2 separate regions of the Homo sapiens genome follow, and region 1 is linked to region 2. A link is a contact called in ENCODE Hi-C or POLR2A ChIA-PET data. All regions are on one chromosome and are shown on one strand. Each heading gives the region's core, a stretch centred on a gene start or an enhancer-like site at or near the end of the contact. The rest is flanking DNA. Distances are from core to core; before and after follow the strand shown.

Region 1 (7,181 bases), core at 3,588-6,087, 1.1 Mb after region 2:
ATGTGAAAAGGGTAAGCAGAGCAGAAGAAGGCAACAGAAGGACAAGGAGCTCCAGGAAGCAGAACCAGTAGGCTGGGTCTGGTTCCGAGGGACAGAGCTTTGAGGCAAGTGTGGAAGCATAGGTGTATGCAAACTTCCATTCCTATGACAGACATGATTGCAGAATCCTCACTGTTGTGCAAGAGTGGAAAAACCCTGCTGCCAGGGTGCCCCATAAAAGTCTGTAGGAAACATAAAAGGGTAACACAGATCATCTGCATACTATTAATAGTTCTCACTTTTGAGACACCTGGTGACAATACACCAAATCATAGCTTCCCTGTGTGTCACCGAAACTGTCACTTCAATGTTGCATGGGGTCTAAGGTTTACCGCATGCTCATAAGCTGGGGACTTGTAAAAGCAAGGATGGAACTCCCTCATGAACAAAGGCTGCTGTGCTCCACTGGCTCTACCTAGGAACTGAACGCTCTGAACAAGTGGACCTTGGAAAAGACACCGGATGGCTCTCCTAGAGTCCATCCCTCTTCCTCTCTATACTAGTATCCTGATTTTTCTCAGGGATCTACCCTGGCCTTGATAAAGTCTATGAGCTAGGAGTAGGACCACAGCCCATGCTCTAGGTCTGGGCCAAACTAACTTAAACCAATCGGCACATCCCATCTCCTCACCCCACCTCACCCCCTATCCATGGTAACTAGGGTGGAACAGAAACAGTCAAAAACGGGGAATGTAACTCCACACAAATCAATGCAATGGAACGCGCTTTCAATCTGCCAAGAGCTTGGAAAAAGCAGCTTTCTCACTCCATCAAGAAAAACTACTGGGGCCAAGTATGGTGGCTCATGCCTGTAATTCCAGCACTTTGGAAGGCCCAGGTGGGAGGACTGCTTGAGGCCAGGAGTTCTACATCAGCCTAGGTAACAAAGCAAGATCCCCATCTCTACAAAAAAATTTAAAAAATTAGCCAGGCATGGTGGTGTGTACTGTGGTCTCAGCTGCTTGGGAGACTGAAGCAGGAGGATCTCTTGAGCCCAGGAGTTTGAGGCTGCAGTGAGCTGTGACTGTACTACCACACTACAGCCTGGGTCATGGAGTGAGACCCTGTCAGGAAAGAAAAGAAAAGAAAGAGAAGAGAAGGGAAAGGAAAGGGGAAAGGGGAAAGGGAAGGGAAGCAAAAAGAAAAGAAAAAAGAAAAAGAGGCGAGAGGGGAGGGGAGGGGAACTACTGGGAGAGAGGCTCTCTACTCCCACTGGCCACACTCAAGGAACAAGCAGCCCATAGAAGCTGCCAATAGCCAACTTGCCATCATGAGGATGCCTGTCTAGGGACAAAGCAGACACTGAGGGCACAGGAGAGAGAAGGAAAGAAACTGGGTTTTTCATTACATTACTAAAATGTTAGATAAACCCTGACCTCAAGTCCATCCCAACCTCTGGACTTTTCAGTTAGCAAACCAATACATTACTTCTACTTCAATGTCAATTTAAGACAGGCTTTCCGCTTTCTGCCAGCAAAAGATGCATAACCGACACAGCCATTCTCTTATCAATGACACATGATCGTGGAGCTTTTAAAAGCACCTGGAGAAGATTCCGTGTAAGGAGGGCTTCCAGCCCAGCGATGTCTTAAACACAAAAGAATGCTATGGTCACGCAGGTGTCATGAGCGTGCTTGGTGATAGAAGTCACCAAAGGCTGATCCACTGATGCCACTTAGGACAACCAACCAATCCAGGGGTTGAAAAGCCTCAGAGAGACGCAGGAACTGTGGGTCTGAGTCACATCTGATACTCACGTGTCTCCTCTCGGCATCGGTGCCATGCTGGCCCTGGAAACATGCCACCAAGCGCTTATGGGAATGGTGGCATATTGACCGCACCGTGTCCAGGCGTCTCTCAATCTGACAAGGCAGAGACAAAAGAGAACAAATTCATCCTCTTTCTTTTGTGGTGTCTGCATGCTGGTAGGAAAAGCATGGCTGAATCTACATGCAGGGAAAAGGGATGATCTTGGCTACACCTTGCTATCACACTGAGTGGCGCCAGTCAGTTTACACACTACAGCACCAGAAAAGCACCAGGTTGGACCAGGCAGAAATGAAAATGAATGATCCGGGCCCAGACCCACTGCCAACTGGAAAAAACCAGAGATGCCAAAGAGCTCTCTCCAGTTCATGGCAACTGAGCCTTCCACACAATGTACATCAGACAGAAGCAGCAAAATAAACGTTCCACAATTTAACTGCAAGATCTGTGTTTTCAAAATTATTCCTTATTGGGTTTGGGGTGTGTGTGTGTGTGTTTTAAATAAACCTCTAAAGCAGAATGGACAGTCAGCAATAAGAAACACTGACTTAGGGGACCCACGCATCATAAGCAGCTTCCCAAAATACTATTGCTAGAATATGGCTGTTTATGGCAAAGAGAGCCGCTTTTTACAGGAAGGAATGCCAAAAATGTGTATTCTGATGACTCATGAAGAATGAGAGCAGGCCCTTTGGGATGCTTTCTATTTTAAAGATAAATCAACAAATTCAAAACAGAATACATTTGACCCCAAACCATTTTACGCATCGAGATGGTCTGTGCCTCTTTCTCAAAAGGGCAGCGTTTCTTCAGATCCAAGCCCATAGCCCCAGGACTCAGGGCTGGCAGGCAATGGGAGATTTAGGAGCAGATTCCACATTACCTTCCCCAAATCTTGCAATGACCAGATTTTCAAACATTAGAAAACTAATCCACATTCATTTGCCACCAGAGAAAAGCAAAAAATGAACAAATTCCATGATTTAATTTTGATTCCAATTTCCACTAGAATGTAAACTCCACAAGGACAGAAGCCTGGATCTGTTTTGTTCACTGATTTCTCCCAGTGCCTGGGACGTTATCTTTCACAGAAACAGAAGGTGCTCATTTAATATTCGTTGAGAGGGCCCATGTCTACTGAGTTCCTGTGCAAGGTATTCAAGAATCAACAGCAAATAAATGCTGGTTCTGCCCCGCTGGGATGCACAGCCCCCTGGGGAAATGCCACACAACTGCTCTAACAGAGACTGAAAAAAAGGCAGAAGAACACAGGGCAAATCAAGGGATGTTTCACGTCAGAAACAGACAGTCTCTGTGGCTTGCAGTGGCAGTAATAATAATAGATCACTAATATCTAGCACTTACCACGTGCCAGGCTCCGTTCCCAGTGCTGTTCCTGCTTAACTCATTAAACCCTCCTAACAACCTGTGAGGTGGATAAGGCCTTTCCCTCAGTTTAGAGAAGTGGAAACTGAGGCGCAGGGAAGTTCAGTAAATCCCTGAGGCCACAAAGCTAACCAGCGCAGACGTGAGATTCGAACCCAGGTAGCTGGGTTTCAGATCCCCTTTTCATCATCATGCAACAAAACTGTTTTCTTTCCTGCTCAAAATCACACTAATTAATTTTATTCTGTTTCTGGTTAAAAAAAAAAAAAAAAAAAGCCCACAGGCCTCAATTCTCACATAGGAATTTTTTTCCATCCTTTAAACAGATCATTTAAAGGAGACTATATTTTGTTACCTGTAATAGATCTTCACTAAGGACTTCTGTTTTCTCAGCTCTGTGGGAAAAATTAAAAATTCAGAGTTAGAAATCCAAAAATGAAAGGCAACTCCTAAAATTTAATAATTATTAGCCTGGAGTTTAAAGCAAAACAGGCAGAAATAAATTTAGAAGGGTTGGCAGGGGCAGTTTACCAATTTTTACATCAGAGAGCAATTTAAGCAAAACCAAAGAAAAATAACTAAGCAAAACTTTGTGGGGAATAGCAGCCCAAAACAAGAACAAATGATCCTGAGTAGTGGTTCTCAAATTTGAGCAGGCACAGAATCACCAAGGGCAGCAGGTGCTGATATAAAATGCCATTTCCCAGGTCCCTCTGGATATTCTATTCTAATTCAATAGACCCTGCATTTTTAACAGCCACTCCTTGCTCAGAATTCCATTGCAGGAGGTCTAGAGACATGGCTTTGAGAAAACACTGTTCTACAGAAGCTTAAACTTCAGTTCACAACCAGAAACGTTATGCAAAGATGCAAGCCTAGACCACCACACACAATAACAATTAGTTCCTCCTTCAAATTTCCTCTCCATCCTTACTTTGAAAAGAAACTAAGTGTTTCCACAACTTTCTCTGCTATGCTTTGAACTACTACTAATTTCATCAACCCTTCCATTAAACCAACACGGTGGCCAGCAATCAGAAGGGGGCATTCCGAGCTGGCGGAGTCTCAACTGTCAGACCATAATAATTTTTATTTTATTATTATTATTATTATTATTTGAGACAGAGTCTCATTCTGTTGCCCAGACTGGACTGCAGTGGTGTGATCTCAGCTCACTGCAACCTCCACCTCCCGGATTCAAGCGATTCTCGTGCCTTAGCCTCCCGAGTAGCTGGAATTATAGGCACGTGCCACTTCGCCCAGCTAATTTTTGTATTTTTAGAAGAGACAGGGTTTTGCCATGTTGGCCAGGCTGGTCCCGAACTCCTGACCTCAAGTAATCCGCCCACCTTGGCCTCCCAAAGTGCTGGGATTACATGCGTGAGCCACCGCGCCTGGCGTGAAGGAAATTTTTAAAAGAGAAAGAAAAAGTATGTTTCAGCTCTGAACAGTGAAGGGAGTCAGGGGAAGGCTGTCAATGAACCGGAAATTCAGAACAGGGATTGTATGATCTTGGCCGGGAACCAATGCAAGAGCAGGAAAAGCTCTTGGGCCAGAAAGTAAATGAGACCCCTAGAATGACCTCGAAATGCTGCTAAGCTCAGAGTAGTGCCAACTGTGGGCAAGGGAAAGAAGCGCACAGCTCCTCCAGTCTACACTTAAGGCAATGGCACGTTAGCCAGAACAGGGCATTGCCATGGGGGATTCTAACACTTGTCATCATGGCACTGTCCCAGTCAACCTGGAGATGCCTACAGGGTGGCTCACTCACCAGTTTCTGCAGGAAACTGGAATGCTGACCTGACTCAAATACTTCCCAGGGCCAGAGGATCAGGGCCTAGAGACAAAGCCAAGGCCCCAGCTTCCAGAGGCAGCCAATTTTCAACTCTATGAAAAGGTTCCACCAGCAACAGGCCAACATATGCTACCCTAGACCTTGCTTGGCAAGCAAGGTGCCAGGCATTGCTGAAGAGCCAAACACAGGTAGTCATACCAGTTAGGGAAGGGAAGCAGGGCCCCAGCTGACCATGAGGTCAAAGAACCAGACTCAAAAAGAAACCTGACAGTCAGCCTAGCAAGAACACACCTGGCATGAGATCGTCATAGTTTCACCATTAGACGCCCCCATTCCTCTCGCCAATGCCTCATCCCTCCTTTAGCAAAATGCCACCAGGGAATGGGTAACTTTTGCCTTTCTTCCCTAGCCAAAACCCCCAAATCTGGACAGGGCCCTGTATACCTCTCACAGAATCCACCTCAACTCTAAAATGACTTCCTTCTGTAAGTACGAGTATACACAGAGAAGTCTCAAGGCCTATTAAAATTTTCACAAGTTCAAAAAAAGAGATTCAACCTGAGAATCAGAACAAATATGTCCTTTTTCAGAGCAAATTATTTTTTAAAAAATAACAGAAGAAGAGAAGAACTTGCTCTACAATCCCAATGTGGGCTATAAGCAGATGTGGGAAAGTTAGTAATAGCTCAGAGGTATGCTAGAGCCAACTCAGACCAACCAACCATGTGCATCTTCTCCCAACTCCTTGCTCAGTAACCTCACACTGGTACTTGAAATCAAAAACATAAACAACTGCAAACAATTCAAATAGGAGCTTGGCAGTTGTTAAACAGTTATGAGCACAGTGCTGCAACAGCCACAAAGAAAATAAAGCAAACATAAAAACGAGGCAAGTATTAACTTCAGGAAAAACAAAAAGTCCACTGGAAACATAAAGATAGTCATAGTAACTAGTATGCTCAGCTGCAAATAATTGATTGGACATAATATAAATATCAAATAGTAATACAATGAAAAATTATAACTGTATTGAAAGGATGGGGGGAGCAGAAGCAGAGGGAAAGGGCCCTAAACCCTCATTTATCAGAACAGAAAGTCAACAGACAGTAACTAATTTGATAACCCAAACGATAGTTTACACATATTACTTATAATTATGAATATGAATAAATGTCACAATAAACTGTTAATATTTCAAAGTAGTTGCTTCTGGAGTTGGGAAATCTCAGAGAGTAGGGAGTGAACCCACCGTATTTTGTGGTAAGTCTTTTACTATATTATTTGACTTTTTAAACTACATGAATCACAGTTTTGAGGTTTTTTAAAAATAGCATGTTACTTACACTTTTAAGTAGCATGCTTGATTGATATGGCCAGGGGTGAAGTGTGCCTAACTTAAAGAATTGGTCCAATGTCAAGCTCTACAAATGCACAACAGAAAACATACCTCAGAGTATCTAAAATGTAAAGAAAATCAGTGTATTTCCAGCCATTTTTTTCAAATTAACTGGACCCTCTGCTTTAGAGGTACTTTACATGAAAAGGTCTGGAGGCTGAAAACTATATTGAATATATTATATGAAAATGTTAATGTACTGTTTAAAAAGAAATTTCCCCTTTGTTTCCTGTGTTTGTGGAGGCTATATATATATTACATTAATAAAATCAATTTTAGATTTGCAGGCTTAGATTTTTTTTTTTTAAATCAATTTTAGAGGTTGGGGGTGGTGGCTCACGCCTATAATCCCAGCACTTTGGGAAGCCAAGGTGGGTGGATCACTTGAGGTCAGAAGTTCAAGACCAGCCTGGTCAACATGGCAAAACCTCATCTCTACTAAAAATACAAAAATTAGCCAGATGTGGTGCCACACACCTGTAGTCCCAGCTACCTGGGAGGTTGAGGCACGAGAATTGCTTGAACCTGGGAGGCGGAGGTTGCAGTGAGCCAAGATCGTGCCACTGCACTCCAGACTAGGCAACAGAGCAAGACTCTGTCTCAAAAAAACAAAAAAAAAATGTGTAGAAAAAAATCCAAACCCAACTAGAGATTAAAAGTGATCTATAATTGGGAAGAATTACTTTTAAGTGACAAATCATGACTATGGAGTATAATACACAAACTGGAATGGCTCCCTCACACAAAGATTCTTTGCTGGCCTGTGGACTCTCCATCTTAATTTTCAGGCCTTGGTAC
Region 2 (6,289 bases), core at 1,515-4,014:
TCTTCATACTCACCTTCTATTTATAGCAAGTGTTACTAGCTCTCCAATTCTGGAGGTTGTTTCAGATAGGATGCATTAGTTCTTTTTTTTTTTTTGAGACAAGGTCTTGCTCTGTCACCCAGGCTGGAGTGCAGTGGCACAAACACAGCTCACTGCAGCCTCAACCTCCCAGGCTCAAGCAAACCTCCCACTTCAGCCTCCCAGGTAGCTGGGACTACAGGCATGTCCCACCATTCCTAGCTAATTATTTTATTTTTTATAGAAACAGGGTCTCACTGTGTTTCCCAGGCTGGTCTTGAATTTGGGCTCAAGCAATCCTCACACCTCCGCCTCCTAAAGTGCTGGGATTACAGGCATGAGCCACCATGCCTGACCTGCTTTGGTTCTTAAAAACAGAATATCTGGCGAGCCTAACAAGGAGGCTGGTGGTTCCAGGGTTGGTTTAATCAAAGACTTAACACTGTCATCAAGCGCCTCTCAGTTATTTGCTCTGCCATCCTCAAAATGTGATCAGTGTCTCCCTTCTTGGTCCCAGGAAGGCTGTGATAGCTCCCAGAATCACATACTCACAGGGCAAAGCAGGAAGGAAGGGGACATAGGACAAAGGATTTGTGTTTAAGTATTTCATGTCACATTTGCATGTGGTGCTTGGAGCTGTGGCAGCTATGTTTTGACCATGAGGGACAAGGTTGGCAAGCTGTAAATGGCAGTGTAAAAAGAGGGAGAGGATCTGTCTCCTTCACAATATCCTTGAGCCCCTGAATTCACTAATCTTGATATAGCTCTATCTCTTGAAATTTTGTTTTGTTAGATAATTCTCTTACTGCTTAAAACGTCTTAAGATGGGTTTTCTGTTCTTTCCAGTAGAATGCATTGTATCTCACACAATTTGAGGTTATTGCCTCAACCTACTCTGAATCATTGCTCCTCCCCCTTTTTTCCTGGTTGATTAGCTTCTCTTGAGATTGTGTCTTATCTTCCTGGTTTTTTGTATGTCGGGTAATTTTGGATTGTATCCTGGACACTGTAAGTGTTGTGCTGTGGAGACTCTGGATTCATTCGTATTTCTCTGAAAAGCATTGATGTTTTTGTTTTAGTAGGCCATTGACTTGGTTGGACAGTAGACTGTCTCTGGGACACCAGCTCAGATGTCAGTTCTGTTTTTTATTTTATCCTTGAGTCTTCTTTGGGACTGCCCCATGCATGCATGGTTCAAGAGTCAGCCAGACATTTGGGTGGGGTTTAGACACAGAATTTGGGGCTCTTCTCTCTTGGCTGTCTCTATTATGGAATTCCTTCCTCACTTTCCAGAAGCCGTGAGTGACCTGAAACCTGTCCTCTGGTTCTGTACACCAGAAAGACTTGAGGCTTCATGTTGAAGTTTTAGCTGACAGCAGCTTGCGTTCAGGGGAAAAGCTGTAAAATGACCATTCCCTTCTTCCAAGTTTCAACCTCTCTGCAGAATCTGCTTTCTTTTGTTCACTTTCGAGTAATTTCAGGAAAAAATTTTTTTTTCGTTGAGAGTTTTTACTTGTTACCTATGGAAAGGTTGGGTCTAGCTGAAGCTTGCTTGCCCATAACAGAAACGAGACTCTTTTCTGTCTAACACATGGGAAAACTAACGCCCAGAGAGGTGAAGTCATTTCCCCAATTGTCAGAGGCACTTGAGCCAGAGTGACTCCATCTTGAGTAAGGGCTAGGAAAATAAGACCGGGACTTGCTGGGCTGCATTCCCAGAAAGAAAGGTATTCCTAGCCTCTAGATGTCTACAGTTAAGGGAACAGATTGATAATGTTTACTAAACAGAGCCAGGCTTGGCAGTGTCCAGCTATCCCGATATCTTGAGAACAAAGGCATTCCTAATTTTGCTTTAAGGATAATAATATTGATTATTGCAAAACAGAGTAATTAAGAAAATTAATCCTTTATCACAAACCCTTGTAGCAGAACACATCTCTCCATGATTTTTAAAATCATATATATATGATTTATATATATGATTATATAATATATAACATATATGATCATATAATCATATATATGCATGTGTATGTGTATATATATACACATGCATATATATGTATATATGTGTATACATACATACGTATATATGTGTATATATACATACATATATATGTGTATATATATACATATATATACACATACACACACACACACACACACACACACACACGAATATTTTACCTAGGGTGGACGTGCTCCTTCTCTTACTTTTAGGAACCCCCTACTCTGTCTATGGAGTAACTGTTCTTTCACCACTTTACTTTCTTAATAAACTTGCTTTTGCTTTGCACTGTGGACTCACCCTGAATTCTTTCTTGTGCAAGATCCAAGAACCCTTTCTTGGGGTCTGGATCAGGACTCCTTTCCTGTAATACAATGTCACAGAGCTCTTAAGTGGCAGAGCTTGGGGCCAAACTTAGGCTGCTGCACCCGATGTCCCAGCTCCTCTGCCCTATCTAGCTGTGGATTTGTGCCTCGAAATAGAATTGCATTTTGAATGCAGTTTCATTTTCGTATGGAAAGTGTCTATCCTGTAAATGTAACTGTAGCAGCCCCAAAGCTGAGCTGGGCAGTTTTATGGCAGCCTGGAGTCAGTCTTGTCCGCTTCCAATCAGGGTTCCTGGACTGGCTCCTATATTAAAATTGGTATTAGTAGACAATGTTCCAGGCAGAGTTTTGGATAGAAACTATCCATCAGCACCAAGAATGTGCCTGATTTGGTAATCTTTTTACCAAAGTAAAAGTCAGTAGTAAGTTGTGGTTAAAAGAGAGGAAGTTCAGAGTTCAGTACGTTATTTCTCTCTCTCTCTCTCTTTGTTTAAATAAAAGAGGAAGTTACTGCTCTTATTTTTGTACCAGCCCGTCAGTAATGGGTACAGAGTAAAATCTTAGCTAAGCTGAGGTCAAACTTCAAAACTTAGTAATAAGGATCTCCCTTGTTCCTTTGTAGGGCGACTAACATGAAGGTTCTGACTCTTAACCCATAGAGCCACAAAAAATAGTCCTAGGAAAATCATATGATTTTATTTATTTTAGGAACAGAAATGGTCCCTTCCGAAGTAGAGGCATTTCTACTTCTTTCCTAAACACCATCTCTGCTCAGTGAGCTCTCCCACCCTCAGGTACTGTGTTTCAGGCTTATTGCTGTATTGCTAGAAGTATCCTCACCTTCGAGATTAAGAAAAGATATTTATTGCCGGGCACAGTGGCTCACGCCTGCAATCCCAGTCTTTTGGGAAGCTGAGACGGGAGGATCACTTGAGCCCAGGATCTTGAGACCAGCCAGGGCAGTATAGTGAGAACTCATCTTGAAAAGAAAAATTTATTGAGCTCCTACTGTATACTGGGGATACAGCAATAGGCAAGATAGCCCTTGCTCCTCATGTAACCTACAGATAATAAACAAGATTACAAACAAACAAAATAAGAGGTCGTTCTAGATTATGATAAGTGATGGAAAAGAAAAAACCTGTATCTACTTCTTATAGCAGAGACCTGCATTGGGAGTTGCTGTGATCAAACAGGAAACGGAAGGTGGAGTTTGCTTCTGTATCCCTCCATCCCTGAGTGGAGGCTGGGTGCTTCTCACGACCAGGGCCTCTGAGATTTCTTTTTTTGTTTTTTTTAAATTATTTTAGATTAAGGGAGTACATGTGCAGTTTCGTTACGTGGTTATGGAGCGTGATGCTAAGGTTAGGGTTTCTATTGGTCGCGCCACTCACATAGTGAACCTAGCATCTGATAGGTAGTTTTTTGACCCCCTTCCCCTATGCCCTCTCCCTCTTGGGGTCCCTAGTGTCGGTTGTTTCCATCTTTATGCCCCTGTGTACCCAATGTTTAGTTCCCACTTCGAAGTGAGAACATGTGGTATTTGGTTTTCTGTTTCTGCATTAATTTGCTTAGGATAATGGCCTCCAGCTGCATCCATGTTGCTGCAAAGGACACAATCCAAATAAGCACAATCAGAAATGACCAAGCTGACATTATGACTGATCCCACAGAAACACAGGAGATCCTCAGGGATGACTATGAACACCTCTATGCACACAAGTTAGAAAACCTAGAGGAAATGGGTAAATTTCCTTTGCACACAACCTCACAAGATTGAACGAGGAAGAAATAGAAATCAAGATTTATTTTCTGTTTTGTTTGTGTGTGTGTGTGTGTGTGTGTGTGTGTGGTTTTTTGTTTGTTTGTTTGTTTTTTGGACAGGATCTCATTCTGTCACTCAGACTGAGGTACAGTAGCACAATCACACCTCACTGCAACCCTGACCTCCTGGGCTCAGGTGATCCTCCCACCTCAGCCTCCAGGGCAGCTGGAACTACAGGCATGTACAACAATGCCCGGCATATATATATATATATATATATATATATATATATATATATATATATATATATGTGTGTGTGTGTGTGTGTGTGTGTGTGTGTGTGTGTGTGTGTGTGTGTGTGTATATGTATATTTAAATTTTTATATATAAATATATATCTATCTTTGTAGAAATGGGGTTTTGCCATGTTGTGCAGGCTGAAATTGAGATTTCCTAATGTAAGAAACAGAGCCCCAAGGGGCTCTTCTTGGGCTGGTCGCTGTATTTCATCAGGTGCCTCTGTGTTGGACACTTACTTCCCTCCATTGCATAGATTGGATCCTTTATGCTTAGCCTAGACTCTGCCCTTTGGGATGCAAGGAGCTGAGTGAAGGTTCTGGGAGAGTAGGCTTAAGCCCAGAAGAGGGAGGCCTCTCTCTGGATGTCATGCTAGAGCCTGCCTTTTAGTCTTTGTGTTTCCACTCTCCATCCTCCTCTTCTGGAGTTCAGAACCCCTTCCTGGTCAAATTGCCCCCGGGCTCTATGGGATCCTGTGGGATTCTATCCTTTGAGTCTACCCCACCCTTCAAGTACTTCCTGTCTTTTCACACCTAAGTGAAAGAAAGTAGGATAAGAACAGCAGTTGTTAACTTGATTGATTGTAAATTGCCTTCATTAGAAAATGTTAATTATCGCCCCTGGGAAGGGATTAATCCTTTAGGTCTCTAGGTTACTAGACTGGCAAAAGCCAAGTGTGCCTTGGTTGACTGTTTCTTTCTGAGAGTAAAGAGAAAACATCAGGGGAGGTAGAAACCTCAGTCATGGGGTAATCATTATGGCCATGTTTATCCCCATACACGTATCTTCTGCTGATTCTGGAGTCAGCTAGATTTTGTGACCCAGCATAGATGATATAGTGACATTGTCCTGCTGTGTTAAAAAATTTAAGTTCATAAGAAATGCATAAGTACAATCTCATCAGGATAAATTACACAACATAGATAAGATTGAAGACCTTTTAACTCTTTTGACGTCTCAATTTAGTCCCCTCTACCTTCCCCAGAAGCCTATTGTTTGTAAATTTGGTGTCTCTTATAGAACTCTGTAGCATTCCAAAGTCTGAACTTTCTCCCATGCATATGGCCACTTCCCTGTTGATGAACATTTAGATTCTTTTTTGGAGGGGTTGTGTCTATTACAAACAGCATGGCAATGAGCATCTTTCTACACATCTCATCAATATGCAAGTGTTTCTCGTGTTCCTCGGAAGTATAATGGCTTAGCCCTGGGGTATACACGATTCAGCTTTTAATAGGTTTTGCCAAATGTTCTCCAGAATAGCTGGACCACTGTATACTCCCACCAGCAGTGTGTGTTTCCGTCTCACTGCATCTTTCCCAGACCATGATATTATCAGGCCTTAACACTTTTGCCAATCTGATGGGAGAAAAATGGCATTTAATTTTAATGATCCTTTCCTGTCCCCTTCTCTTCTCTTCTCTTCCCTTCCCTTCCCCTTCCTTTCTTCCTTCCCTTCCTTCCCTTCCTTCCCTTCCTTCCCTTCCTTCCCTTCCTTCCTTCCTTCCTTCCTTCCTTCCTTCCTTCCTTCCTTCCTTCCTTCCTTCTCTCTCTCTCTCTTTCTTTCTTTCTCTTTCTTTCTTTCTCTTTCTTTCTTTCTTTTCTTTCTTCATTTCCTTTCCTTTCTTTCCTTTCTTACTTTCCGAGTCTCACTCTGTCGCCCAGGCTGGAATGCCGTGGCATGATCTCAGCTCACTGCAACCTCCGCCTCCCAGGTTCAAGCGATTCTCCTGCCTTAGCCTCCTTAGTAGCTGGGATTACTGCCACCTCACCTGGCTGATTTTTTTTGTATTTTTAGTAGAGACGGGGTTTCGCCATGTTGGCCAGGTGGGTCTTGAACTCCTGACCTCAGGTGATCCACCGGCCTCGGCCTCC

What was found. A loop is a pair of places that touch in the nucleus more often than their neighbours do. ChIA-PET counts read pairs that join two places held with the same protein, here RNA polymerase II (POLR2A). Pooled maps may share reads with other maps.
Region 1: a pooled map shows a loop between it and region 2 (1.9-fold over the local background). The contact joins two enhancer-like sites. A Hi-C loop is called at or near these places in 1 of 37 single-sample maps with no recorded cell type and 2 of 50 pooled maps. POLR2A ChIA-PET finds 5 or more read pairs at or near these places in 1 of 52 experiments (OCI-LY7).

Annotation. Positions count from the first base shown.
Region 1 is chr16:24,975,419-24,982,599 of GRCh38, forward strand. It overlaps ARHGAP17 (Rho GTPase activating protein 17), which reads right to left. Exons shown (of 20, transcript NM_001006634.3): 2 at 3,548-3,587; 3 at 1,797-1,901. Among named protein-coding and RNA genes, the nearest start is that of ARHGAP17, 36 kb to the right of the region's middle. Within about 2 kb of position 4,838, at least 12 of the 41 ENCODE cell types and tissues checked have a DNase peak (open chromatin) inside an H3K27ac peak, as active enhancers do; they include OCI-LY7, where a contact is called at or near this core.
Region 2 is chr16:23,861,092-23,867,380 of GRCh38, forward strand. The region is part of intron 2 of PRKCB (protein kinase C beta); the gene reads left to right. Among named protein-coding and RNA genes, the nearest start is that of PRKCB, 28 kb to the left of the region's middle. RefSeq lists an enhancer at 4,669-5,315. Within about 2 kb of position 2,765, at least 7 of the 41 ENCODE cell types and tissues checked have a DNase peak (open chromatin) inside an H3K27ac peak, as active enhancers do; they include OCI-LY7, where a contact is called at or near this core.